2 separate regions of the Homo sapiens genome follow, and region 2 is linked to region 1. A link is a loop called in an ENCODE intact Hi-C map of the cell type or tissue named here. Cell type or tissue: CD4-positive, alpha-beta T cell. All regions are shown on one strand. Links, peaks and the distances in the headings refer to the core of each region. The heading gives the core; the rest is flanking DNA. Region 1 has its middle 720 kb from the start of IGFBP3. Region 2 holds the start of LOC730338 (a long non-coding RNA gene).

Region 1 (15,356 bases), core at 2,725-10,724:
TCACTTATGATAATGCACGCTTTGACAGTGATCTGTTTCATTTCTCAGTTGTGTGCATCTACCAGGAAGACAGTAGTCATTCTGGGTTCCCCAGAGAAGCAAAACCAGTAGGAGATACATACATGTATATACACACACATATACATAAATATATATGACAAAAGAGAAAGGAGAGCTGGGTGCGGTGGCTCACGCCTGTAATCCCAGCACTTTGGGAGGTCGAGGCAGGCAGATCATGAGGTCAGAAGATCGAGACCATCCTGGCTAACATGGTGAAACCCTATCTCTACTGAAACTAAAAAAAAATTAGCCGGGCGTGGTGGTGCGCGCCTGTAGTCCCAGCTACTTAGGAGGCTAAGGTAGGAGAATCGCTTGAACCTGAGAGGCGGAGGTTGCAGTGAGCTGAGATCGCACCACTGCACTCAAGCCTGGCGACAGGGCAAGACTCCGTCTCAAGAAAAAAAAAAAAGAGAGAGAGAGAGAGAAAAAGGAGAGAGATTTAATTCATGGAACTGGCTCATATGATTATGGGGGCTGACAAGTCTGAAATCTCCAGGGCAGGCCAGGAAGCTGGAGACCCAGACCCAAGGAGGGTTTCTATGTTATAGTCTTGACAGACTTTTTTTGGGTAGGGGGACTTCACTTTTTGCTTTTAAGGCCTTTAACTGATTACATGAGACTCACCCCTAGAATCAGGGATAATGTCCTTCACTTAAAGTCCACTGAGTGTAAATGTTAACCACATCTACAAAACGCCATCATAGCAATATCTAGACTAGTGTTTTAGCAAACAAGTGGGCACCACGGCCTGGCCAAGTTGACACTCCCCCATGGATCATATTCCTCTGCACCATGCTGGGCACAGAATAGATCCTCAGTAAGTAAGTGTTAGATAAACAAGCTGAACTTCAGATTATAATGATGCAATGCACATTTGCCATTCTTTTTCAGATGCCAGTATCTTAACCACTTGCTTGTTTGAGAATCCTCTCCTTAGGGAGCAGAGCTCTGTTCCCACTGAAAAGCTGGGATTGGAAAAATCAACCCCAGGCTCTGAAGGGATTCTGGGGCTGGATTGCAGAATGGGCAGCCTGTGCCATGACCACCAGCAGCAAAGAAGGTGGTGCTGATGACAACACACCACACGGTGGCTGTGTCCTGGTGCCCCCAGATCTGGTGTTATGCCCTCGGGAGGCAGGTTTGTGGCGGGCTTTGGGGGCTTTGGCAGAGAACATGACTGAAAGCTGCTCATCTGACCCAGTATGACCTCCGGAGCCTCTTGTTCCCCTTCAGGCAGCCTTTTTCCATTTCTCCAGCCTATATTTGGGTTCTGTCTCTCAGGCTTGCATGACAACACAGGTGGCCTTCGTTTCCTGATATTTTCCAGAGAGTGTATATTACTGTATAATTTCCATTCTGCACAGCACAGAACAGCCAGTCACTTTGGAATCTGAAGATCTGGATTTGAGCTTGGGTCACTGTTCACATTCTGTTCATGTTTGGAGAATTGTGCATCCTCCCAGGCCTGAGTAGAAATGGTTGGCCCTGGAGGCCTACGTGGCCTCCTGTTCATCTTCCCAGCCAGGGCCTCACTGTGTGGCTCATGTTACTCAGACGTGCTTGGAGGCTGGAATCCAACCACAAGTGCACAGTGGAGATCCATCTGCAGCTCTGAGGTTAAAAGCAGGGACTTTGGCATTTGGCCATCCAGGGGTATGAGGGTGGACTCCAGTCCTTTCCCTCCACCCTGGAAACAGTGAAAACAGAGACATGCTGAGCCCCTATGAGCCTCCTGGGAGGGAACATACCTCCCTTCAACTGGTCCTCAGAGACCTGCCAGCCCTGGCACTTCAGCACCACTCCCCTAGTCCCCCTCCTGGAGTTTCTGAGTGTCTGTGAGACTTCTGCTTCCTACCTTTGCTTTGCTGTAATCAAAAGAACCATCTGCTGCCCCAACAGCTGACAGAAATAAATTAATTAAATTAAATGTAAAAACTGCTACTTAGGCTAGAGTACAAGACCTAATCACTATGAGTGGAGACTAACCTCTGACCTCTCACATCTCCTTCACCCTCACATTAAAAATGCATTATTTCATTTGAGTCAAGTCTTTAAAAAAAAAATGTATGGCCATGGAAATGCTGGAAGTCTCTAATGTCCTGAAAACTATAAACATAAATTCTCACATATCACATGCAAGCAATAAGCTAACACACTTTTAAATTTAAAAAATTTGGGAAAAGAATTTAGAACAAAATAGAGTAAAATACAAATTAAAGAGCATTAGGTAGTTTACCATAAAGGTAAAGGCTTTTATCATTAATATGCACTCTAGAATTATCAATATTGTTTAACTTAACAATTGAATTTAAGAAGGCATCAAAGTGAATCTATCAAAAGAGATTTTTTAAAAAGGATAGATAATACTGTCATTATTTGTAGATTATAAGATTACATGATTGTACACCTAAAATACTTATATAATACTACTGGATTTGTTCTAAAAGAGTAGAATATAGTGATCAGACTTTAAAAAAAAAGAACAGAAAACAAAAGCTTTGGTATATACCAGCAATAATTATGAAGACATTAAATGAAAATAAACAGCATTTCTAATAAGGACACAATACCAGCTCAGTGGGATTGTTTGGGACATGGGTTATCAAAAAATCACTAAGATCATTTAAGTATTTATGGTGAGAATATAGTATACAGTTAAAAAATGTATTATAATAATACTGTACCAGATATTAAATCACTCTTTTAATATGTAACTATGACAATTCTAGATAAGAATGGACAGAGATATTTATACTATCGAAGTCAAGCAATGGGTCCTGATATAAATGAACTTCATGTAGGATGGTAAAAATTCACCAGTTGGCGAGAAAAGAAAGTATTTAGTAATGGTTTGGAGAGATTTGGTTAACTAATAGTAAATAAATTTAAAATTTCTGACAATAAGCTAACAAAAAAGGTGAAAATAATAAATAAAATTGAAGTTCTAGAAGAAAATAGAGATGCATATAGATCTACTCTTTGATTAGAGAAAATTTTTCAAATTTCAAATTAGTGGAAGCCGAGTGCAGTGGCTCACACCTGTAATCCCAGCACTTTGGGAGGGCAAGGCAGGCGCATCACCTGAGGTCAGGAGTTCAAGATCAGCCTGGTCAACATTATGAAACCCCATCTCTATTAAAAATACAAAAATTAGATGGGTGTGGTGGCAGGTGCCTGTAATCCCAGCTACTCGGGAGGCTGAGGCCAGAGAATCACTTGAACCCTGGAGGCAGAGTTTGCAATGAGCCAAGATCGCACTATTACACTCCAGCCTGGGCAACAAGAGTGAAACTTCGTCCCAAAAAGAAAAAAAAAACAGTGGAGAAATATCAAAATACTCAAAAGTCTATGCACACGGCATACAGTGATAAAAAGTCCAACAAATATTATAGATTAAGCACATTAATATTCTTAATACATGAAGAGATCAAAATAGATAAGATCACAAATACTGCCTCCCGATATGGTTTGACTGTGTCCCCACCCAAATCTCATCTTGAATTGTAGCTTCCATAATTCCCACATGTTGTGGGAGGGACCTGGTGGGAAATAATTGAATCATGGGGACGGTTTCCCCCGTACTGTTCTCATGGTAGTGAATAAGTCACACAAGGTCTGATGGTTTTATAAGGGGAAACCTCTTTCACTTGCCATTCATTCTCTCTTTTCCTGCTGCCATGTAACACGTGCCTTTCCCCTTCCACCATGATTGTGAGGCTGCCCCAGCCACATGGAACTGTGAGTCCATTAAGCCTCTTTTTCTTTATAAATTATCCCCTCTTGAGTATGTCTTTATCAGCAGCATGAAAACAGACTAATACACCTCCTCAGAGTAAAGTCACAGAAGAATAAATATAAATGGCTACTTGACATGTAAATAAGTTGAAACTCACTAGAACTTAAAAATGAAGTTCACTGGAAATTAAACACTAATTTTGCTGGAAGTTACACATTAAAAATTGAATTAAGTAGAAATTAAAAAATGTAAAATAAGAATGCAATTGTTTTCTTAGTACACTAGGAAAGAGTAGTTAATCTCATGTCAATCATGAACAGGGTGTTATAATCTCTGAGGAACAGACTGGCAGCAGGAGTCAAGCTTCTTAAAAGTTATGTTCTTTAGAATCTGTGTGTCTGCTTCTAGGTGTCTCATCTAATTACATAGGAAATCTTCACAAGCATAGAGAAATATATCAAATAATTATTTTTAATAATTAAACATTTTAAAATTTCCTAGATCCAACAATAGATATTCCACTTTTGGGGAGGAAGAGGACATAAGCCTTTTTTTGAAAAGTAACAAACTGACTCATTTACATATTATTTTACCAGACATTGGGCAAGGTGACTCTGTTTTGAAGATCTCTGGATTGGCTGTGACCAAAACCACATCTTTGACCTTGCTACATTCAATAGAATAGAATTAATAATGGCCACCATTTGTTGAGACCTGAATCTACACAGCAGACACTTTGCAGACATCCTCTAATATGATCTTAAAGGGATGATTCTTTCTCCCTTGTCCTTCTGTAACCTGCAAACATCACCTAGACTCTCTTCTCTTTTTTTTTTTAGCACTTTCATTCCTTCCCTTTCTGTGCTTTCTTTCTCTTGGACTCTTCCTTCCACTTCCTTAATGGAAATGTCTGTAAACCACTCACATAAAATGAGTTGAAACTCCCAATAACAGCGTGTGCTGCTGAGGGGAGGAGAGAGGGAAGAAGAATGAGTCAGCAAAACAGAAGTTTGACAACATAAAAAGTGATGTGCACCAAAAACCAGGTGCTCCTATGTTCAGAGGGGGACCAATTATCTGATTTGGAGCAGAATCAAGAAGGAATTGTAGTGGAGCCTCTAGGATCATAGGCAGGATTGGGAAAAGCGATACTTTTGACAGAACAAAATGAGCAGAGGGTTGGTTGGAAACACATACAAAGCTCAGGTGTCTATTCTTTGTCATAAGCACCTACAAAAGTCAGGCACAACCTTGTTTAGTTGTGATTTTAAAAAATCCCCTCCCTTAACTGATTCAGAGTTATGAATTAATAATAATGTGATGCCTTCACTCTCCACAAAAACAAAAATAAGAAAAATCCCTGCCTCGACTCATGCCCATTGGTCTTCATGGACAGCTACCAAAGTTGCAAATGGAGATTCAAAACAGGAGGGAAGACTGAGCCAAGAATGAGCTGTCCTTGAGGGTGTTCCAATTCAAATGTATTTATCCTTGATAATTGCAGTAATTTTCACATCATCACTTTACTTGACGTGTCTATTGTTTTGTGCTTTCTAAAACCCAGATAGCACCTTTGAAGATAACCTTCCTCCACTGCTCATTGCCTCTCCAACCACTGAGCTCAGGAGTAAACTATGCATGCATTAGGTATTAAACATGGTCAAACAGGCTGTGTAATTCATTGACCTAAGAAAAATCACAGACGCATCAGCTCCTCCCGGGAAGTTTGTGATGAAATATTTTATCAGCCTCTCAAAGCATCAAAAAGCAAGACCAAAGAGATACTTTCCAAAACAGGAATAATCCTCACAGAAACAATTAATGCAAGAGCCAAGGGGCTGAAAGAGAGAAGCTGGGAAGCTTCTATTTCTTACCAAACGCCGTTTTTTTTTTTTGTTGTTGTTGTTTTGTTTTTTGGTTTTTTTTTTTATTTTAAATTGATTGGATATTTGCAGTCTAGTAGGCTTACCACTCATTTACGTGAAATGATGAAGCAGCAAGGATGACCTTAGCCTTCTGGGTCCAGTTCAAATGGATGGATTCATTCAGCATATCTTCAATGTCCACAGAGATTACTGGCCTTCTGCTGTGGTGGGGGAGCTTTAATTAAATAATTAGGGCAGGAGCTGAGCAGCCCAGCATCAAGAAGGCTCTCAGCACACATTGGTCCACAAGCACCAGGCATGCGTCCTCCCCACCACCAAGACAACCAAGAGGAAAATCAGTTCAGCCAAAGGAACAGTAAAGGAAGAGCCCAAGAGGTGATCGGTATGGTTGTCAGCTAAACCTGCTCCTGAAAAAGTGGAAATAAAGCCAAGAAGTGGCGGGGGTGGGGGGCGGGGTGTGTATGGGGTGAATAGCAGGAAAGGATAAATCTTCAGACAAAAAAGTGCAAACAAAAGGGAAACGGGAGCAATGGGAAAACAGGCTGAAGTGGCTGACCAAGAAATTAAAGAAGATTTACCTTCAGAAAATGAAGAAACTAAAACAGAGAAGAGTCCAGCCTTTGATAAAGCCAGAGAGAAAGAAGCCGAGTCTGATTAATATCATGTACCATGTCTTATCAGAGGTCCCTGTCTCCCTTTTTGTGCTATCCAGATGAATATTTTTATCAACTGTTTTGTAAATGCAAGTTTTTCAGTAGCTCTAGAAACATTTTTTAAAAGGAGATAATTCCACCTCATTCCACTTTTTAAGTGTAAATGCTTTTTAAAAACAGGTTAAATCATTCACTGGTTGTTTGTTTTTTGGTACAATCAAAAAAATATTGTGACATAGAGAATTGTGGGGGACTTTGGCAGTCTCGGGTTTCAGCTTAATGTTCCATAAATGGGGGGTTAGTTTTTATTCTATAGTACAAAGCATACTAACTGGCAAGATGGAGTCACAGTCCTGCATTTAATGTCGTGAACATTTAAAATTACTTCTAATCCCATGTTGTTTTTTGGTAGAATTGTTTATTAAAGAAAACCATTCCCTGATCATGATCATTCCTATCAAAATTGTGTGCACTCTGTGACATCTTCGATCATGACAGTCCTGCTTTCCTAATAACTTTGTGAGTGTGCTGTAAAAGTTGAAATTTGGAGTAGACAGTGTATATGCTATTCAACTGTGAATTGGTGGACATGTGAAACAGTCTATCGACATGTGTAGATACTGGTACATGATAGCCTCTTAAGGAATTTGCCTCCGAATTTGAAGCGGGAGCATCACTGGAATAACTTTAAAAAAATTACAATACATGGCTTTTTAGATTTTCAGTGTGTATGTTAAGAATTGCATACAAATTGAAATGTCTGTATACTGATCCTCAACACAACAAATAAAATCTCAATTATGAAAAAAATACACACACTTAATTTTTCTGAACATTTGAAATTTTTAAAAAGATCAGGTTAGGAAATAATAAAATAGAATTTAAAAAGAAAACAATCAATAACTTGGTATTCACTGGAACTGGTCTAAAACAAAATTATCCTAATCAGAGTGGGTGTGAGACAGGGAGCCGGCCCTGTGAGAGCCTGTGTCTTCCTGACCCAGCTTCCAGAATCAAGGACTTCCTAGTGAGACCACTTAAACACCAGATTTCCCATCCTGAGGCCTGGCCAACCTTTGTCCAGTCATCTCCCAGCCCAGAACTTTTAACTGTGACAGTCTCCAGAGGCAGAACGTTTGAGCACTTAAACGTGAGACTCTGCTTCCCCTAGAAGGGAAGGTATCCCCGGAGCCTAATGTTCTCTTTGGCTTGGACTAAACATTCCTCCTATTGACAGCCCCCTTCACCTTCCACCCCTCAACCCACAGATTTATAAGCAGCCCATAGCCCACTGCTGGGGCCAGTGTGCACAGACACTGACCTGGCAGGGGCTGGAAGGATGGTGGCTTTGACCCTGTCCCACATGCCCTGAAACCACTGTCTCCACTCCACCCCCTCCTATCTGCTTCCCCAAATCTCTGCACAAGTCTGCATTAGGTGCAAACTTCCTTAATTGAAAAGTCCAGTGACAAACCTTCTCTAATGTTCCTGAGTACACGAGACACAGGACTATGTGGCATATTGGCTACTCTGGAGTGCACAAGAACTGGATTCAAGCCCTGCAGTCCTGCTCAACTATTGAATCCTCCAATTCTCTGCTTCTATAGCTATAAAATAGAGAATAAAGTCATACTCAGAGACTTGCAAAGACCCAGTGAGCCCTGAACCATTCCTATCTTAAAAAGAACAAGGAGAAACAGAAGAAAGCATAAGCAGCTAAAACAGAAATAGAATTATTCAGAAATAATTTTAAAATGCTAATTTCTTTTAATTTTTTCTATAAAAAGAAAATTTCTGTTTCTAATCACAATATAATTCAATTATAGGATTTACCAAATATTAACTCGTAGAGCCCTGCAGATCATGTGATCTGAAAATGGCTATAATAATAATTGATCAGCTTGTCTTTTATTTTATGTCATTGTGACTTTTTGTGTGCAGGCAAATCTGAAGACGTCCTCAAAGGCTTACATGGCAGGACCTTTGTGAAGGAAAGAACTGAGCCAAAGGGCCTTCCTGTCCTTCCCTGAACTTTCTGTCTCCATCCACTTGACTGGGCCTACTGGGTTGATTTTTTCTGAGTCTTGAGTGAAAAGCAGTGCAAGTTAAGCTCCCAGGCAATATGAGTGCTGATGTAGTATCCTTATTATTATGAACCCAAGCATACCGAGAACGTGTGGAGTGGTTGAGGAGTGTGTCCTAAAAGACACGTCCAAGTCCTAAACCCCAGTACATATAAATGTGACTTTATTTAGAAATAGAGCCTTTGCAGATTCAAATTAAGGATCTTAGGATGAAATCATCCTGAAATCAATAAACGTTGTCCTCATAAAAGAAAGGAGAAGGAGGTTAGAGACACAGAGCTACAGAGTAGGAGTCATATGAAGATGGAGCAGAGATTGGAGTGGTGTGGCCATAAGCCGAAGAGCTCCAAGGATGGGCGGCACCACCAGGTGCTGGAGAGAGGGCTGGGACAGACTCCCTCATGGCCTCAGAAGGAACCAGCCCTGCCGACATCCTGATCTCATACTTCCACCCTCCAAGACTCTGAGAGAATACATTTCTGTTGTTTAAGCCAGGAAGTTTCTGACCATTTGTTACCGCATCCCTAGCAAACTAGTACAACGTAGATAAATTTAATTACCAAGACAAACATTTTCTCCCAGGAGTGGTGTCCTTGAGGAATCTCTGCAGAGCCCCCAGGATTTTGTCAGCATAGTAAAAAGCAAAACAAAATAAAAGATAATAACAGACAAACAAATGAAACACCAAAAATAGCTGAGATCTTTCCATGAAACAAATGGTAAAATTGGCAAATCTTCTATTTCCAATACAAGGAATGCAAGAATTGCTGTTCGGCCTATACACATCCTATCCAAGGGGTGCAGAAGCGTCGTTAGAGGGCCCTGAGCATGGATAATGAAGTGCTGGTGTCAAGCCCCTCAAAAAAAAAACAATAATGCAGGGCATAGCCAGTCTGAAATGCACACTGACTTCAGGGTAAGTGAGCCTGCAGGCCAGGGCCTCAGGGGACCCAGTGTCTGCAAGGCCACAGCTCGGAAGCACGAGGTCAGGGGAGGGGATCCTCTCCTAGGAGCCCTGGCAGAACTGGGAAAGCCAGTTGAGAGCTCATCACACATCCAGGGAGCTCGGCAGCCCCTGGACACAGGACACAGCAGGACCCTGATTCAGTCTCCAGTTGCCTCTCTGGCCCATCCCACTGTGGTCCTCCTCCGCCCCCCAGCATCCATCCTCATAGCCCCTCTCCAGGGCCATACACCCTATAGATGCTCCTTTTTCTGACACTGGGGGCTCTGTCCCTTCCTCTGGAAACCTGCATCCCCAGAACGCCGCAAGGTCCCAACTCAAATGTCACAGCAAGAGCTGAATGCCAGGCCCTTGCCTGGTTACTCTCCAACACAGCTCTGTTTCATAGAATTTATGGGAAGCTGAATTCACCCAGGGGTTCCTCTGCATGCGCTGGTCTGACTGGCAGGTCAGTATGTGAGAGCCATCCATCTTGCTCACCTCTATCCCCAGCTCCTGACTTATACTTAGCACTGAATGAATCTCAGCAACCAACAGCACCAGAACTGATGACTATGGTGGGGAACATGAGAAGGCCCCGTATTTTCCATAGCATCTGCCCTTCTCAAGTTTGAACCCCTCGGTCACCATGTCATTTTTAGGACATCCACACTGGATAGGTTGGGCAGTGCCACTTTGCATCTCTTAGCCAAGCCAATTCTTGCTCACTTAGCACCTGGGCTCCAGCAAGCCTCTTCCCAGTCCCTCATGTCCGGCTGAATATGTCTCCCCTGCACTCACAGCAGGAAGCCCACTCCAGAGAGGAAGAGGAAGAACCCTGAGCTGGGCAGGTCTGGTTTCCCAAACAGGCCAAGCAGAGAGTCAGGCATGGCGATAGTCAAGTGGCGCAGAAAGGTCATGAATTCACTTCTGTACGACCCCTCTTAAGGGATAAGTAGTGGGGAAAAGGGAGCCCTTCCACAGTGAAGTTCTGCTCTAGAAGAACTGGAGCTGGGTTGCAGCATCTACTCTCTCCATCCCTTGACCTCCCCTTGGAGAAGGAAGGGAAATCAAGACACTCCTTCTTCCAGGTGGAGCAGCCCCATGCTGTATGACATATGCCCCTCCACACAGCTATCCTTGGTGCTCTAGGCTGTGCCAACCACAGGTCCCGGCTCAGGCTCCTTGGAGGAGAGGCAGCTCAGGATGTGGTGCAGAGAGCACTTGCTCCAGTAGGGATGGGTAATGGACATTCTTTTTCTTTTTCAGAGAAGGGAACATCCTCCTCCCTCTTCCCCACACCCTCCCATCCCCATTTCGTGGGCCTCAAAGATCTGATGAAGGCACTACCTGTGGCAGCATGCATTCCCGCATACCTTCAAAAGGCAGCATCACAAACCATGATGTTTGCACTGTTGTTTAAATCATTTCTTTGACTTTTTCAACAACGCAGGAAGGCAGAGATGACAGAAAGGCCTGACTTTCTCCTGTCAAGCTGGGCATCCTTGGGCAGTTGTAAGAATTAAGATGGTTGGTTGTTGGGCTCCATCTATCTGCTAGAAACTATTTCAGGCATTATCTATGGTGATCCAACCTTAAAAATAATTCTGGGAGGTAGAGGCCACAGTGTTGGCCTGTGTCTGATAATTTTTGCATGTTAATTGGAGAACCAATCCCTTAAACAGTCCTTAGACTTTAACGGATGCATGGCTCATATGCTATCCCCTGAAGTGCAGGTTCTGAGGCAGTGGCCTGGGGTGGGGCTTGGGACTCTGCATTTCTTACCAACTCCTGGGTGGGGCCAATGCTCTTAGTCCATGGACCACACTGTTAGTGGCAAGGTCCTATGACAACCTGAAGACCTTGCCCCTGTCCTAGCAGGTAAGTGACCATGAGTGCAACCCTGAGAAGGAAAGGAGACAAATGCAAAAAGAAAACATGAAGATGTCCATGCTCAACTGAGATTATGAAGAGTGCCTCCCCACAATCCAAAAAAAGGCAGAACAATTATACATCAGGAAGGAAAAAAAAAGACAAAATAATGCCTTCCTGTGCAAGTGAAGGTCATATTATTAAGTTTGTGGACAGAAAACAGTGATCAAGTTCACCTGGGATTATAAAATCTAGGTGGTAAAGGACCTCTTAGAGAGGTGTAGGTGGAGCCAAGGGGCTCAGAGATGAGCACTATGGGGCAATGGAGCTTTATCAGGCCTCCCAGGCCTAAATAGGTCAGCAGCGGAAGCAGTGTGCCTGTAGCCAGCATGGGCCAGAACTGTGGAGTTGACTCTATCCCAGCAGGGTTGTGGTCAAGAGGAACAGAGATGCCGCAGAACCACGCATGGGGCAAGGGAGAAATGGGAAGAAAAGACCTCTCTCTCTCTTTCTGCCCTCTGATATCTTGCTGATGCTTCCCACTGGTCAGACTCATCCAGGGTCCAGAGGCAAGGGAACTGGATGGTGCATCCATCAGGTCTACCAATGAGGCAAAGATCAGGGCACAGACGGGCAAAGGGAGATTAGGTGGGGTGTATTAGTCCATTCTCAGATTGCTGGAAAGAACAACCTGAGAATGGGTAATTTATAAATAAAAGAGGTATAATTGACTCACAATTCCACAGACTATATGGGAAGGATGGCTGAGGAGGGCTCAGGAAACTTACAATCATGGCAGAAGGTGAAGGGAAAGCAGACATGTCTTACATGGCTGGAGAAGGAGGAAAAGAGTGAAGAGGGAGTTGCTACATACTTTTAAACAACCAGATCTGGTGAGAACTCAGTAACACAAAAATAGCATGGGGGAAATCTGCCCCCATGATCCAAGTGCCTCCCACCAGGCCCTACCTCCAACACTGGGGATTACAATTCAACAAGAGATTTGGGCAGGGACACAAATCCAGACCATATCATGGGGCAAGCTGTGAATGGCCATCGCCAAGGTGATGGGCTTTGTATGAAAATGAATGAGTGCAGAGTATGTTTGGCTCTTGTTAAAGATCCTAAGCCCCTCACCTTAACCACGGCTTATATCTTACATCATTTTTTCCTTTAATTTTTTTTTATGAATTTTACTTTTGGTGTCAAGCCTGAAAATTATACTTCACAAGGCTTAGATCCCAAATGTTTTCTATTGTGCTTTTTTTGGTAAAAGTTTTATATTTTACATTTAAGTCTGTGATCCATTTTGAGCTAATTTTTGCAGACAGTATGAGACTCAGATTTATAATTTTGCCTGTGGATGTTCAAATGCTCCAGCACCATTTGTTGAAAATGCTGTGCTTCCTCTACTAAATTGCTTGTGCACCTATATTAAAGTTGAGCATATTTCTGTGGGTCTTTTTCTGGATTTAGTATTCTTAGTATTCCACTGATCTGTATGTCTACACTTCCTCCAACGTGACACAGTCTTGATTACTACAGCCATACAAGTGTTGAAATAGAATCGACTGATCCCTTCCACTCTAATTATTTTAAAATTTGTTTTAGTGATTCTGTTACCACTGACTTTCCATATCAGTGTTTAAATACTCGTGTCTACACCCACAAAATATATTTTTTTACAATTTGTGTAGGAATTTCATTCAAAATGTATATCAATTTGGGGAAAATTGACATCTTTTCTATATAGAGTCTCCCACTTCATGAACATAATCTCTATTTATTTAGATTTTTTATTTCTTTCACCAACATTTTATACTTTTCAGCATACAAGTCCTGACATATGTTTTTAGATTCACCCCTATGTATTTATTTTTCTTTAATGATTGTGAGTGGATTGCATTTATTTATGTGTCCACTTTTTCATTGCTAATGTATAGAAATTTAATTGATGTTTCTGTTTATCTTGTATGCTGTAAACTTTCTGGATTCACTCATTAGCTCCAAAAATTTTTTTAGACTCCTTGGAATTTTCTATACAGACAATTTTATCTATAAGTAGGTACAGTTTTATTTCTTCCTCTCTGATCTGCATGACTTCTGTTTCTTTTTTTATTTTTTTTGTCTTGCTGTACTTCCTACAGCTTGCAATGCTAAGATGAATAATAGTGTCAAGAGCAGACATTCGTGCCTTAAGTATGACATTAGATGTAGATTTTTGTAGATATTCTTTATCAAGTTAAGGAAGTTCCATCCTCTTCGTAGTTTTCTAAGAGTTTTTATTATGAAAGGGTGTTGGGTTTTGTCAAATATTTTATTTGCTTCAATTGATGTGGTATGTAATTTTTCTTAACCTGTTAAACGGTAGATTATATTGATTTTCAAATATTGAATTACTCTTGCATCTCTGGAATACATTTTACTTGGTCATGGCATATAATCTTTTTATATACTACTGAATGATATTTGCCAACATTTTATTAAAAATATTTGCATCAGCCAGACACAGTGGTGCATGCCTGTAATACCAGCACTTTGGGAGGCTGAGCCAGCAGGATCTTTTGAGTCCAGGAGGTCCAGACCAGGCTGGGAAACCTGGAGAAACCCATCTCTACAAAAAGTACAAAAATTAATAAAGCATGGTGGCATGTGCTTTTAGTCTCAGCTACTTGGGGGTCTGAGGTCAAAGGATGGTGTGAACCCAGGAGGCAGAAGTTGCAGTGAGCTAAGATTGCGCCACTGCACTCCAGCGTGAGCAACAGACTGAGACCCTTTATCAAAAAAAAAAAAAAAAAGGAACATTTGCATCTATCATCATGAAGGATATTCAGTCTATAGTTTCCATTTCTTTAAATGTTAGAAGTCTTCAGGGAAACAACCTGGGCCTCGAGATTTATTTTTCAGGTATTTTAACATTATGAATCCAATATTGTTAATAGTTATTGAGCTATTCAGATTATTTCCTATTCAGTCTGCTTTTTAAGGAATTAATTGATTCATTAAAGTTATATTTAAGAGTGTAGAATTGTACACAGTATTTTCTTAATATCATTTTGATGCTTGTAGGGTTTGTAGTGGTATTCCATTTCATTATTCACATTGGTAACTGTGTTTTTATTTTTTCCTTTGCTTTTCTTGCTAGGGGTTTGTCAATTTAATCTTTTCAAGGAAACTGCTCTTTATTAATTTTCTGTATTACTTTTCTAATTTTAATTTTATTGATTTCTATTCTTATCTTTATTATTTACTCTCTTCTGCTTGCTTTGGGCTTATTTTGCTCATCTTTTTCTAGTTACTGTACATATGAATTAAATTCATTGATTCAAGAACTTCTTTCTGTTTGTGTTTTTATTGAGACAGAATCTTGCTCTGTTACCCAGGCTGGAGTGCAGTGGCATGATATTGGCTCAATGCAACCTCCACTTCCTGGGCTCAAGCAATCCTCCTATCTCAGCCTCCCAAGTAGCTGGAACCACAGGCACATGCCACCACACCCAGCTAATTTTTTGTGGAGATGGGTTTCTCCATGTTGCCCAGGCTGGTCTTGAACTCCTGAGCTCATGATCCCCCCACCTTGGCCTCCCAAAATGCTGGGATTACAGACATGAGCCACCATGCCCAGCCTTCATGATTTCTATTGTAAGCATTTAGTACTATAAATTTCCCTCTCAGAAAATTTAGGTATGTTTTATACTCTGTGTAATTGTTCTACCAAATTGTTCAGAGAGAAGTATTGTAGTCTCCAGTTGTAATTGTATATTTGTCTATTTCTTCTTTCAGTTCTATTAGATATTGTTTCACATGTTTTGCAGTCTTTTTGTTTCATACACTTTTGGCATTGTCTTTTTGGTGGATTGACCCTTTTATCATTCACTAATGTGCCTCTCTGATAATTCTCTTTGCTCTGAATTCTACATATTTTTACAAACTAAAACTTTCAACCTACATGTATCATTATATTTGAAATTAGATCCTTGTAGATAGCATATAATTGCACCATAATTTTTTATATACTTGTCACTTCTGTATCTTAATTAGCATATTTAGTCTATTTACATTTGATGTAACTATAGATAAATCTTTTATTCTCTGTCCTTTTTGACATTTTCCTGGTTTTCT
Region 2 (15,356 bases), core at 3,326-11,325, 60 kb after region 1:
GACACACACATGCACACACACACAAACAATCATAAGGACATGGGGAATTTTTTGGAGATATTGGATAGGCTTATTTCCTTGATTTTGGTGATAGCTTCACAGGTCTATGCACATGTCCAAACTCATCAAATTGTATACATTAGTTATGTACAGTTTAGTCCTATATCATCTGTATTAGTCTGTTTTCATGCTGCTATAAAGAACTATCTGATACTGGGTATTTATGAATAAAAAAGTTTTAATTGATTCACGGTTCCACAGGTTTAACAGGAAGCATGGCTGGGAAGCCTCAGGAAACTTACAATCATGGTGGAAGGCAAAGGAGAAGCAAGCACATATTACCATGGTGGAGCAGAAGAGAGAGAGCAAGCAAGGGGGGAACTGCCACACACTTTTAAACCATCAGATCTCGTGAGAACTCACTCACTATCATGAGAACAGCATGGGGGAAATCCACTCCCATGATCTAATCTCCTCCCTTCGGGTCCCTCCCCTGACATGTGGGGATTACAATTTGACATGAGATTTGGATGGGGACACAGAGACAAATCATATCATCCCACTCCTTGCCCTTCACAAATCTCATGCCCTTCTCACATTTCAAAATCAGTCATGCCTTCTCAACAGTCCCCCAGAGTCTTAACTCATTCCAGCGTTAACTGAAAAGTCCAAGTCCAAAGTCTCATCTGAGACAAGGAAAGTCCTTTCTGCCTATGATTCTGTAAAATAAAAAACAAGTTAATTACTTCCAAGATACAATGGGGGTATAGGCATTGGGGAAATGTTCCCATTCCAAATGTGAGAAACTGGCCAAAACAAAGGGGCTACAGGCTCCATGCAAGTCCGAAACCCAGCAGGGCAGTCATTAAGTCTTAAAGCTCCAAAACAATCTCCTTTGACTCCATGTCTCATATCCAGGAATGCTGATGCAACAGTGGGGGGCTCCCAAGGTCTTGGGCAGCCACCAGAGTAGCTGGGACTACAGGTATGAGCCACCACACCGGACCGTCCTAAAGATTAATGATCAATCTACGGCCTAAGCAATCCAAGCCATAAGCAGTGTCTGAAGATTAGGTAAAGATGCAATGTGCCTGCAGATGAGCCCTAAGTCCATTTCTGCTACTTCAAAAGTTATTGCAGGGAGCTTCAGTTCTAGCGAGTGCTTTCCACACAAACCTGCAAATATGTCTTTTTTCTTAACTTTAGGTCTATGGAGAAAAGGTTGAAAGGCCCAAAATGACTGATGAACATGATATATAATGACAGCTGGCTCTTAAAGATTCTGTTAGCCCCTGGTATTAGGAAATCCAAGTGAAAGGCCCTGATTATGCTAAGGGTTGCAAAGATGCCCAATAATATTTGAATTTCAAATGAACAACAAATAAGTTTAACATAACTATGTCATAAATATTGCACGGAACACACTTTCACTAGAAAAATATATCTTTAGCTGAAATTCAAATTTAACTGGGTATCTTGTATTTTTATTTGCTAATTCTGGTAACTAATATAGCTTACATGAACTCTTGCAAAATATCCAAAATGCATTTCTGCTTCTCGCTTAAGGAAAGACTTCTGGTTGTCCTGGAATTTGAGGTGCTTGAAGGTCTGCTGTCAGCTCAACTTTGCATCTTCTTTCTCTGGGATGCCCCTCCCATACCATTTTTAGTCACGCAAAATCTCTTGTACTTTTGAGCAGGTCATATGTTTCTATGTTTCCCCATCTTCTCGAAGACTGTCTTCATCACCTGCGTGGCCATTGCTCACTTTTCTCTTTGTAGAAACTGTCTTCAAAATCTAGGTCAAATATCATACATCCATGATTCCTTGGCTGGCTCTCCGAAAGGTCAAATAGTAATTTTTTAAAAATTAATGATGTCTGTCTTCTTGTCTATGAACAGAAATGCATCATCAGTGCTGAGTCAGAAGGACTAAAAGATTAAGGTTTCAGAAGCACTGGGAGATCTGGGAATGGGAAGTCCAGAAGAGTACCCATCAAAAGTTAGGGTGGCTGACCTGAGGGCTTCAGACTGAAAGCACCAAAGCAGTTGGTTCTCATGAGCTCTCTGGGGATGGGGACTGTGAGAATCCCCATAACCAATGGGAGTTCCTACTAGCTCATTCAAGCTACAGCCTCAGGCACATGGCCCTCAGGGCCATGCTGGCCAGCCACACAGCCCTGCAGATTGTTCCTGAGAATAAGGACTGCTCTTTTCACACCTGGGGGAGTGCCTCTCGTTGGTCCACTCAAATGTGGAACTACGGGTAGAAGGGATATTGGGCAATGCAATTCCCAGCTTGTTTTTGGCATACAGAAAGGGTCGCGGCAGGGCCAGTCTACGGCATGCAATTTAGCACATCACCTTTGCTTCAAAGACATCATCTTGACTTTTGTAATTTTATTAACTGGATTCGTAGACTTACCTTGGATGGGGATGGCATCTTACATATTCTTTGATTTGCAATTCCCAGCATAGTGCTTAGCAAATCTTCAATAAATGAACAAATAAATCAAACTTAAAAGTATAGCAGAAGGCCTAGAGTCTATCTTCAGCTCCACACATTCTTATTATTTTGCCAAAATCACTAATTACAAGCCTTCATATTTGCATCATTAAAACTATATAAACATCTCCATCCCACACTCACATACTTTTTTAAAATTAACAGCTGTGAGTGATATCACTCCATGAGTGATAGAGATAGCTCTGTAGGCTGAAACAGTTGCTTACAAAAATAAGATCTCTTTTAAAAAAGATGTTAATAATTTTAATTATACCACATTTAAGCAGCAGAAGGGGGATTTATTTTGCCCTCTGCATAACAGTTTCCTTTTGTATGATGCTACAGCCATTTCTTAGTAAATAAATGAATTAATTAAAAATTATTGCTTTAAAATTATGATTTATTGCTGCCACAGATGATTACAAAAGCCATGTACCCATGCTTCAAAGAGTAAACACAAGAGGAGTCTTCTCCTACTGTGACAATATGCCACATATGGAAAAATCAAGATGAACAACTTAATAAACCTTTAAAAACTGTTGCGATCACTTTTGGTCACTGTCACTGTACAGGATTATTTGCAGGGCTTCTGAGGTCCACTAATTATTTTCCTCTACTTTCATGCCACCAGTTACCTTGGCTTGCCTTCATTTACTGAGTAAGGTAAAATGCTGTCACAAATGTTTATCATGATCTATGTTACATGCTACTGCTTTAGTTGGCAGAGGACATTACCTCACAAGGGAGGTGGCCTGGGTATTAATATCAGTATTGGCTCAAAGAAGATGCTTTACCTTCCTTCCAGTTCTCAGCTGCTTTTTCATCTTGAAAATAACCTCATTCAGATAATAAGGATTCTAATACTCTGTTCTGCTCAAAATTTTTATTAATGCATAATAACTTTACATATTTTGTACCACTTGATAGAAAGATATAAAATGTGTTTTAATAGGGTTTGAAAAATCACAATTACTGTTATTTCATAATTTATATTAATTGCAGAATCAGATTTCCCATCAATAAACTAGTACTTGAAAGTGAATGAGGAGGTAACTTCATGGAAATGATGAAATAAGAAGCCCCATCAATTGATTTCTCCCTGGAAACAATCTTTAAACTGACAAGAAACTGACCATATCAACTTTTTCAAAATTCTCAGATCCCATGGAAATCTCACAATACCAACGGAGTGTTTAGTGAAGAAAGAGGCTTCAAAGTCTCATTAATATATAGTTATGTCCATTTTGTTTACCTATCTAACTTTCCCTAATCCCTAGGCTCATGGCAGCGCCCCTCAGTCTGGAGTGGCTTTCCAGGAAGCATCTGATTAAAGAATTTAAGACATACAGTAGCTACTTATAGAGCTCTGGGGCATGGGACCATAGATGAGGCAAGCAACAAAGATTACCACAAGCCTGGGAAGAAGGAGGCTGAGAAGGAAGCTTCTTTGGGGAAATATATATTCTGAAGGGTTTCCAGATGTAACAGGAAATATGAAGTATACTATTTATGCTCAGGACTGGACATACATTCAGAAAAAATCTAAGAGTACCGTAGTATTGTAAGTCTAATATTGGGCTTCATGTAAACAGAAAGTGAAGGCTAAGGCAGAGTCACACATGGCTCGACCTAAAGGACTACCTCAGTCAGAGCCTGTCTTCAAAGATTGGGAGACTTTTTTTTTCTTTTAGACTCCAAGCATTTCATCAGCTCTCTGTCAGGTAACTGGCTAACTGATGAGATAATAGAATAGAAACTGTGGTGGCAATATACGAGAAGAAATATATTCTTTGCAAAAATAGTTTGGAAAAGTCACTAAACAAATAGATGACTGCAAACCTCAACAATACACAATAGCAAATTCTGAAGTGGAGGAAAGACTAATTTCTAGTATTACTACATTCAAAGTGCCAAATTTCAACCAAAAATTATAAGACATATAAAAAAAATTGGAGGCTGGACATGGTGGCTTATGCCTATAATCCCAGCACTTTGGGAGGCTGAGGTAGGTGGATCACTTGAGGTCAGTAGTTCAAGACCAGCCTGGCCAAAATGGTGAAACCTCACCTCTACTATAAATACAATAATTAGCCAGGTGTGGTGGCACACACCTGTAGTACCAGCTACTCAGGAGGCTGAGGCAGGAGAATCGCTTGAACCCAGGAGGCAGAGGTTGCAGTGAGTTAAGATTGTGCCACTGCACTCCAGCCTGAGCAACAGAGCAAGACTCCATCTCAAAAAAAAAAAAAAAAAAAAAAAAAAAAAATATATATATATATATATATATATATATATATATATATATAAATTATGGCTCATTCACAGGAAAAAAAAAGAAAATAAACTTACAGAAACTGTATCCAAGGAAACTCAGGCATTAAACTTACTAGACACTTTAAATCAACCAGCTGAAATATGTGCAAACAGCAAGAAAAAACAATTAATAAAGAACTGAAGAAAACTAGGAGAATGATGTACAAACAAGTCAAGGATATCAATAAAGATATAGTATAAAAACAAAATAGAAATTCGGATACTAAAAAGTATAATAACTAAAGTGAAAAATTCACCAGAAAGGTTCAACAGCAGATTTGAGTAGACAGAAGAAATAATCAGTAAACTTAAAAATAGGACAATTGAGATAACTTACTGTGAAAAGAGGAAGCAAAACAAGCAAGTCTCTGTAAGATAATTCATTGGTTCTTTTGGTCTCAGGCCGCCATTTTGTAACTTGCTCTTGTACACTGCCTTCATGACTTGAAAGAATTAATGCATCTTCAAAATTCTGCTCTGTACCTAACAACAGAGTCTGAAAACATAAGAATTATAGTATGCTTTCTCTTTTTGTTTCTCTAAAGCCCTTCTATGAAGTAAATAGGTTAAATCTTTTTCATCAAAGTTGAAATGGCTTGCCATGGGTCTAGATAAGACTAGAAACTGGACTCTCCAAATTTCTATTATAAACTCAAAATCTAAGTATTGTTTTGGACCTATCCACAGCAGCTTCGTGTTCAGAAGTAGAAACGACTTTGTCAAAGTGTTCTAGCAAGTAAGATTGTTTTAAATAGAAAAGAATTTATTCTAATGCATCATGATAAAGTGATTTAAAATTTACATTTTAGTATATTTCTGCTGAACTTGACTCTCTATGATTAAGTTGTCTTTCTTATACAGCTTTGGGAATTTTACAAAATATAAGATTGTCAGTCCAGTTCTTTACAGAAAAAAAGTTTGACAGGTAATTTCCATTCTCTTCTTTATTATCAGAAAGATATGATAATTATTATAATTGCTTCTTTTAACAATTTTAATAATAAGACAAATATTTTCAGTATTTAGTATGAGCTTAGTTACTGTACCAATTCTAGGCAGGCATGGTTTTCTGTAATTCTAGTGGGAACATAGGGAGGAAAGTTAATTGAATTTATATATAAGGAAATTAAACTGAATATCTTAAGAAATTTGCTCAAGTATACACAGTCAGAAAAATGACTAGTCCAAAAGGTGAAATTAGACCACCAAATCCCTAGGTCATGTTCTTTCCGTTAGGCTTAATAACTGCCAAAATGCAAGCCCTTAGTTTGCAGTCTTTAATGCAGATTTTCTTTGCTATATTAAACCTTACAGACATTACTGACATCAGATGAAATCGTGTCTTCTCCCTGGGCAGAGAAACACTTTTAAGATGTTCCCTAAATAATGGATGAGCACAAGGCTAGAGGCATAGCACTCAGACAGAAAGAGGAGACAAAGAACATTGCGGGCCAACTCTGTAATTGCACCTAAGTCATCTCATCAACTCCTCACAGCACATGACATTACAGCTGAGGAGACTAGGCTAGAGTTCCTACAGAGCTTACCAAAACCCCTAAGTTCATGCCTGTGTGTCCTCTTGTATGTGTGTGGCTTGGGGACAAAGACGTCCAGGGCAGGTGGGACAAAGCAGGAGGAACCACATTTGATTCTAATCTTTTTCTACTATGCTTTTTAAATTTGTTACGATGAACAAATCAGAATTACTTTTAGAAAATAATGTGTTTTCTATTCTACCTCATTTCAAATTGATTAGTGAAGAGGAAGATCAGCGGTCACGTGATCTCTTTGAAGGGTCAAAATAACTGAATTGAACACAAATAAGCAACAGTTATTTCAATAATTTCTCAAACACACTGGGCAAGGTTTGGGGTCTTTCATTCTAGTGTTTACTAACTGGTCATTAAAACAACAGAAAATACAAATGAATTAAACGAAATATCTCAAGCAAGCTCATTGAGAAAAGTTCTGTGTCATTGTATTGAGACCTCACATTTCAGCTATTTGATACAAGTTTTAAAAAGCAGGGAAATATTTAGAGAGAAATTTAACATGTTTAACAACAATTTGTGGAAATGCAGCAATATCAAAAACTTAACTTAGCATTAGAAATTTATACTTATTTTCCTGACCATTAATTTCCACACTAACAACAGATAGTAAAAGTAAAAGACAGATCCTCACCAGTAAGCAGCTTAAGGTAGGATAGGAAGGGATGCACCAGAAATGGTGAATGATAATAGGAGAGAATTTTTAGGTGAATGAAGTAAACTGTGCCTCTTTCAACCTTCTCAAACTTTGTTGTGTTTTTAATGAAATTCTAAGAATCAACCCTTCAATCATATTTCCATAGAGTAATGTAACAAATGTTTTTAAAATTTACATAGCTTCTTCCCAAACTGCATTTCCAATTAGTAATTAAAATCAAATTATTTTATCTCTCCTAATACTTTATCTTCCACCTGACTTTAAATATGAAAAATAAAAGCATAAATATCTTATTTTTAAAAAGGAAAAATATTCTATAGATATTGAATATTTTCAATAGAAAAAGATCTTTACATTTAAAAAATAGAAGAAATCACAAAAGATAATAATTCTATACTTTAACACATCAAAGTTAAAAAGTAATATATAAACTTTCAGTTTCTAGTCTATTAAAATAGAGAGAAGCTTAGAAGCCACCACTCATACCCACACAACTAGAACTAAGCTGAACAAACTGAAAATCAATAATGTTTTTCAGATCCGTCAGATAATAGAGGCCATAGGGCACTGCTGCCTGGAAAACTGGAGAGGCAGGTACCAAGAATCATAGCCTGCTGGGGCAGAGGCCCAGGAGCAGAGGCCCACAGCTGAGCTAATACTTGAACTGCAATTAGCAAATACTGGTGACCCAAAGTGGACTAGCTTGAAAGTTAAAAACACCAAGGGATCGAATATTAGAGGGATCCACACTCTTTCTTGCGTGTTACCTCCAGGAGCCCCACCAGGTTCTCAGAATTATTACAGAAAAATTCCCTCAAGCTTCCAGCAGAGGGGAGGAAAAGTAACCATTTTGAAATATGCTTAAAGAACTCTTTTTTCCTTAATAAAGTCCAGCCCACAGGCAAACTATTTCACTCAAGACCAGCTGACTTGGGTCTTATTGCCTTACCAATGTGGGGAAATAAAAATATCCAACTCAACCCCTGCTAGCTTTTGACTTGGGAAAAGGAAAGGAAAATACTAAAATCTAGCCATTTCTAGCCTTCTTTTCCTACCTAAATGGAGGCGGGAGGGAGCTAGGAAGTAATTCTAAAGGTCACAGCCCAGAGGCACAGTCTCACTAAGAGACTAAGATTGAATGATGGTATTACAGGAGACACCCCCCTCGCCACCTCCACATCAGTTAGCCTTCTGTATAATAACAGGGAATTACAGATAAAATGACCACAAGATTCAAACTCTATATGAGGAGGATCCAAGACAACGGAAAAGATAATCCAAAATACTAGAGAAAATGTTAGCTTCTGGCACCTAGAGCAAGAGAAAACAGTATACACACCTACAATTGAGCCAGATAAATGTAAACTTCACACTAAAGGCCTATTTATTTCAGTTCCTTTTACCTGACACATTAGGTCTGGCTCTCAAAAAAAAAAGTTACAAGGCATAAAAAAGGCAAAAATAAATTAAAAAGCAAAACAAGCTAAACAAAAATAAAACAAAACCAAAAATAAAAACAAAAAACCTTAAAGACATAAAATATCAGAATCAGACTCAGATACACCAAGGATTATAAAACTTATCAGTCCAGGAATGTAAATTAACTATGATTAAAATATGCTAAGGATGCTATTGGAAAAGTAATCAACAAGCAATAACAGATGGAAAAAATAAGCAGAGAGATGGAAACTGTAAGAAAGAATAAAAAAGAAAGGCTAGAGATTGAAAAAAAGAAAAAAAAAGTAATATAGACCTGAAGAAAGCCTTTGATGGGATCATCAGTAGACTGGACACAACTGGAGAAAAAAACAGTGAGCTTGAAACATGTCAACAGACACTTCTCAAACTTAATAAGCAAAAGAAAGACAAAAAGAAAGAAACAATAAGAAAACAGAGAACAGATTATCTAGTAACCGTTGGAAAATTACAGAAGGTATAGTAGATCCATAATGTGAATAGCAAAAGAAGAAAGAGAAAAAGAAACAGAAAAAATTAGTAGAATTAATAATGGCTTAAGTAATGGAGAATTTTCCAAAATTAATGACAGATACCAAACTACACATCTAGGAAGCTCAAGGAAAACCAAGCAGGATAGAGCCTTTTGTTTGTTTGTTTTTTTAAAAAGCATCTAAGCATATCATATTCAAACTGCAGAAAAATCAAAGAGAAAGAGAAAATTTTGAAAGAAGCCACAGATAGGGAAATGCCTTACCCAGAGAGGAACAAGGAAATGTATTATGTTAGAATTCTTTCTGGAAATCACGTGAGCAGAAAGAGGAGTGGGGTAAAATATTTACACTATTGAAAGAAAAGACACCCACTTGAAATTCCATATCCAGTAAAATTATCCTTCAGAAATGAAGAAATAAAGATGTTTTCAGATAAAAGTTGAGAGAATTTGTCACCAGGAGGCCTGCCTTTCATGATATGTTAAAATACCTTCTTCAGAGGAGGAAAATGATGCAGGTTAGAAACTTGTATCTACATTAATAAAGAAAGAGCATTTTTTTAAAAAAATCAAGAAAGGGCCTGGTGTGGTGACTCATGCCTGTAATCTCAGCACTTTGGGAGGCCAAGGCAGGCAGACTGGTTTGAGCTCAGGAGTTCAAGACCAGCCTGGGCAATATGGCAAAACCCTGTCTTTACAAAAATATAAAAATTACCCTGGCATTGGTGGCTTGTGCCTATAGTCCCAGCTAGTCAGGAGGCTGAAGCTGGAGAATCACTTGAGCCCGGGAAAGCAGAGGTTACAGTGAGCCGAGATTGTGCCACTGCACTCCAGCCTGGGCAACAGACTAAGACCCTGTCTCAAAAAAAAAACAAAAAAAAAATCAAGACAAACTAAAATATTTTGTCTTATTCTTAATTAGTGTAAGAGAAAATAGTTTTTTTCAAAATAATATTAGCAACAATGTACTAGCTAATTATAGCATAGATAAGTAAAATGAGTGATAGAAATACTATAAGGAACAGGAGAAAAAATTAGGAATATACAGTTACAGGGTATCTGCATTATCTAAACATCAGTAGATAATGCAGCATTAATTATCAGTAGATAATGCATGCTCTCAAATTATAGCATTATTCAAGAGTGGAGTTAGATTAATTACAAATGTATATTGCAAATGCTAGGGCAACAAGTAAAATGAAATATAAAACAAACAAAATAAAATAATATATTAAGTTATAATTGGTATGGTAAAAGAGAATCGATAATGGAATCATATGAAACCCTCAGGTAAAACCAAAGAAGGCAGAAAAGAATAGAAGACCAAAAAAATAAGATACAAACAAAGAACAAGGGCAACAAATAGAAAACAGTTACAGGTAATGTAGACATTAATCCAACTATATCATTAATCACAGTAAATGTGAATGGTCTAATATATCAATTAAATATACCAACTAAAAGGTAGAAACTTTAAAAGTGAATAGAAAAACAAAAGCCAACTATATGTTGTCCATAAGAATATAGAGACACAAAAGGGTTAAAAGTAAAGGCATAAGGAAAAACATACTATGATTACAATAATCAAAAGAAATCATGAGTAGCTATATAAGTTTCAAACAAAGCAGACTTCAGAGAAAGGAAAATTAACAGAAATGAAGAGGGACATTACATAATGATAAAGTAGTTGATATGGTTTCACTCTGTGTCCCCATAAAAATCTCATCTTGAACTATAATCCCCACTTGTGGGGGGTCGAGGGGACCTGGTGGGAGGTGATTGGATCATGGGAGCAGTGTACCCCATGCTGTTCTCATGATAGTGAGTTATTATAAAATCTGATGGTTTAAAAGTGTGTGGCATTTCCCCTCTCACTCTCTCTCTCTCTCCTGCTCCACCATGGTAAGATGTGCTTGTTTCCTCTTCACCTTTCACCATGATTGTAAGTTTCCTGAGGCCTCCCAGTCATGCTTCCTGTTAAGCCTGTGGAACTGTGAGTCAATTAAATCTCTTTTCTTAATAAATTACCCAGTCTCAGGTAGTTTTTTTATAGCAGTGTGAAAACAAACTAATATAGTGGCCAATAAGTCATAACAATCCTCAATGTGTATGCACCTAACAACATAGCCTCAAAATACTTTAAGTGTAAACAGAACTACAGGGAGAAATAGACAACTCTACTGTTTTAGTTAAATCTTCGATGACTCTCCATTTATAATTAACAGACCCAGCAAGCCGAAAATATGTAAGGACAGAGTTGAAATGAACACCACCACCAATCAATTGAACCTAATTGATATCTATAAAACACTTCATTCAACAACAGCATAGTACAGACTTTTCTCAATCTCATGTGAAATACTCACCAATAAATTATACAAATATTATTCAATCTCTTTTAAAAAATACAAGAGAGTAATTTGCTTAGTAATTAATTCTATGAAGACTGCATTAGTCTGAAAACAAAATCAAGCAGAGACATTACAGAAAAGGAAAGCTATAGGCCAATATTTCTCACGAACGTAAATATAAAAACCTGTAAATAGACAGAACATAGATAACAAAATATTAGCAAATTGAATGCAACAGTTTATACACCATAACAAAGTGGAATCTATCCCAGGTATGAAAAGCCCTTTGAACATTAGGTAATCAATCAGTTTAATCAATAAATCAACATACTAAATAATAAAGATTATATATTCATTATAAAAATAATGCAAAAAAAAGCATTTGACAAAATCCAATATTAATTCATGATAAAAACTCAGTAAGGTAGAAATAGAGGTAAATTGCCTCAACTTCATAAAGAACATTCATAAAAACTTACAACTAACATCATACTTAATGGTGAGACACCAGTTGCTTTCCTCATAAGATCAGGTTAAAAGCAAGGATGTATCCTTTCATTGATCTTAGTCAACATGATACTGGAAATCCTACTTAGTGAAACAAAAAATAAAAATAAATCAAAGGTATATAGAACAGGAAAGAAAAAATAATACCATCTTTGTTTGCAGATGACATAATTGTTTATGTACAAATCTCAAAAAAATCAAAAACCAATCTAGAACTAAGTAATTATAGTAAGTTTGCAGGTACTATATTAATATACAAAAGTCAATTCATTTCAAAGATAGTTGATATTTAAAATTTTAAAATACAACAGAATTTACACTAGCACAAATAAATGAAATCCCTGAGTATTAATCTAAAGAACTATCTATAATATCTATACGAGGATACTACAAAACTCTGATGAAAGAAATCAAAGCTCTAAATAAAAGGAGAGATATTCTATCTCGAGAGACAGAAAAACTTAATCTTGTCAAGATATAAGTTCTTGCCAACTTGATCTATAGATTCATTGTAATTTCAACCAAAATTAAAAGGTTGTTTTGTGTCTATTAACAAAGTGATTCTAAAGCTTATATGAAAAGGCAAAAGACCCAGAATTGCCAACAAAATGCTGCAGAAGTACAAAATTGGAAGCCTGACACTTCTCAACTTTAAGACTAACTATAAACGATGATCGAGGCAGTGTGATATTGGTGAAATAGTAAACAAATAGATCAATGGAACAGAATACAGTGCTCAGGAATAGACTTATACAAATACATTCAACTAATCTTTTACAAAAGGGTAAAGGTAAAGGTAATTCAATGCAGAGAGGATTCAGTACATTGAACAAATGGTGCTGGAAAAACTAGATCTCTATATGCAAAAAAAAGTAAATTTAGATGCAGACTGCAACTTTTCAAAATTAACTCAAAATATATCATAGATCTGAATGTAAAATGCAAAATTATAGAACTTGTAGAACATAACGTAGGAAAAATCCAGGTGCCCTTGGATCTGGTGACAATTTTTTAGATACAACACTTCAATCCATGAAGGAAAAAAAAAATGGCAAGATGGACTTCATTAGAGTTAAAAATCTCTACTCCGTGAAAGATAATGCCAATAGAATGAGAAGACAAGCCACAGACTGAGAGAAAATATTTGTAAAACACTTATTAATAAATAATTTGCATCCAAAATATATAAAAAGTTCTTAAAACTCAACAGTAAGGAAGCAAACAACTCAATAAAAAATGAAAAAAAATGAACAGAAACCAAAGAGGATAAGCTGATGGCAATTAAACATATGAAAAGATGTCAAACATCATGTATTGTTGTAGAATTGCAAACCAAAACTATAATGAGAAACCATCACACACCTATGAGAATGGCAAAAACCCAAATAACAGCAAACACCAAATACTGGCAAGGTTGTAAAGCAACAGGAACTCTCATTCATTGCTGGTGGAAATGAAGGATGGTCCAGCCACTTCAGAAAACAGTTTGACCGCTTCTTAAAAACCAAACATATTCTTATCAGGCAATGCAGCAATTACACTCCTTGGTATTTATCCAAATGAGGTGAAGAACCTGCGTCCACAGAGAAACCTTACATGGATATTCATAATTGCCAAAACATGAAAGCAACCAAGATGTTCTTCAGTAGGTGAATGAATAATCTGTGTTACATCCATACAATTGAATATTATTCAGTGATGAGAATAAATAAGCTATCAAGTCATGAAAAAATAAGAAGTAACTTAAATGGCTATTACTAGGTGAAACAAGTTAGTCTGAAAAGTCTACATACTATACAATTCCAACTACAACCCACTTTGAAAAAGTGGGAATTTTAGGGCAGTAAAATTATCATGTATGATATTACAATGGCAGGTGCATGTCATTATACTTTTGCCAAAACTTTTAGGACTGCACAATAGGAAGACTAAACCCTAATATAAATTATAAACCTAAGTTAATAACAAACTTAAGTTAATAACAATGTATTGATATTGATTCATTAATGTTAACAAATGTACTATAGTAGTTGTGGTGGTCAATTTTGTGTCAACCTGACTGAGACACTGGGTGTCAGTTATTTGGTCAAACATTGTTCCGGGTGTATCTCTGAAGGTGCTCTAGATGAGAACATATGTGTTGATAGACTGAATAAAGCACATTGCCCTCCCCTCTGTGGGTGACCCTCATCCAATCAATTGAAGATCTGAATAGAACAAAAAGACTGAGCAAGAGGAGATTCCTCCTGCCTGGCTGCCTCAGCCAGGACATTGGTCTCTTCCTGACTTAAACTGAAACATGGGTTCCTTTTAGGTTTGAGGCATAGGCTTTTGGACTACAACTTATACCCTCACCTCCTCTGGTTCTTGGGCCTTTGGACTCGGACTAGAACCATGTTGGCTTTCCCGGTTCAGGCTGCCAGATTCAGACTAGAATTACACCATCACTTTTCTTTGTCTCCAAATTGTGAGGTGTCTTTCTTGGGACTTCTTACCTCCATAACCATTATAATCATTTAAACCAATTTCTTTCTTTCTTTTTTTTTTTTTCTTTTTTTGAGACAGAGCCTTGCTCTGTCACTCAGGCTGGAGTGCGGTGGCACGGTATCAGCTCACTGTAAACTCTGCTTCCCAGGTTCAAGTGATTCTCCTGTCTCAGCCTCCCGAGTAGCTGAGATTACAGGCACATGCTACCATGCCTGGCTAATTTTTGTACTTTTTTTTTTTCGTAGAGATGGAGTTTCCCCTTGTTGGCGACGCTGGTCTCGAACTCCTGATCTTAGGTGATCCACTCACCTTGGCCTCCCAAAGTGCTGGGATTACAGGCATAAGCCACTGTACCCGGCTGCCAATTTCTTATCATAAATCTCTGTCTATATTTATATACATCTTATAGGTGCTATTTCTCTGGGGAACCCTAAAACACCAATGCAAAATGTTATTAATAGAGAAATTTTGTGTGCAGGAGGGAGAGCTATAGGAACTCTATAAGCTTTCTGCTCATTTTTTTTGTAAACCTAAAACTCTTCTACAAATAATATGATTAATATTTTTTAAATGTAACACACATTTTTAAAGGAGAAAAAAACAGAAAAATATGTTAATATCCACTATTTATAAATTTTTTTTTTAATTTTTATTTATTTATTTATTTATTTTAGACTGAGTCTTGCTCTGTTGCTCAGGCTGGAGTGCAATGGCACAATCTCGGCTCATTGCAACTTCCACCTCCTGGGTTCAAGCAATTCTCCTGCCTCAGCCTCCTGAGTAGCTGGGATTATAGGTGTGGCCACCATGCCCTGCTAATTTTTGTATTTTTAGTATAGACAGAGTTTTGCTGTATTGGCTACGCTATTCTCAAACTGCTGACCTCAAGTGATCTGCCCACTTTGGCTTCCCAAAGTGCTGTGATTACAGTGTGAGCCACCACACCCGCCCAAATGTCTTTAATATAGAAAAAAAAATCACAACATTTGAAAATAATAAATGACCAAGGTATACATATTTGAGAACTTGGAGCAATA

Evidence for each region. Peaks named below come from ENCODE experiments on the same cell type or tissue, not always from the same donor. Only the 100,000 strongest peaks of a DNase experiment are listed, where the experiment ranks them.
Region 2: a loop joins it to region 1, with 3 times the contacts of the local background. A loop is called at or near these places in 2 of 110 quality-filtered maps.

What each region holds. Positions count from the first base shown.
Region 1 is chr7:46,628,607-46,643,962 of GRCh38, forward strand. It overlaps the pseudogene HMGN1P19. Among named protein-coding and RNA genes, the nearest start is that of IGFBP3, 720 kb to the left of the region's middle. In CD4-positive, alpha-beta T cell, for the core only: no CTCF peak of the experiment used is centred there; no DNase peak of the experiment used is centred there.
Region 2 is chr7:46,687,656-46,703,011 of GRCh38, forward strand. It overlaps LOC730338 (a long non-coding RNA gene), which reads right to left and starts at 9,467. Exons shown (of 3, transcript NR_134575.1): 1 at 9,348-9,467; 2 at 5,156-5,314; 3 at 224-1,891. In CD4-positive, alpha-beta T cell, for the core only: no CTCF peak of the experiment used is centred there; no DNase peak of the experiment used is centred there.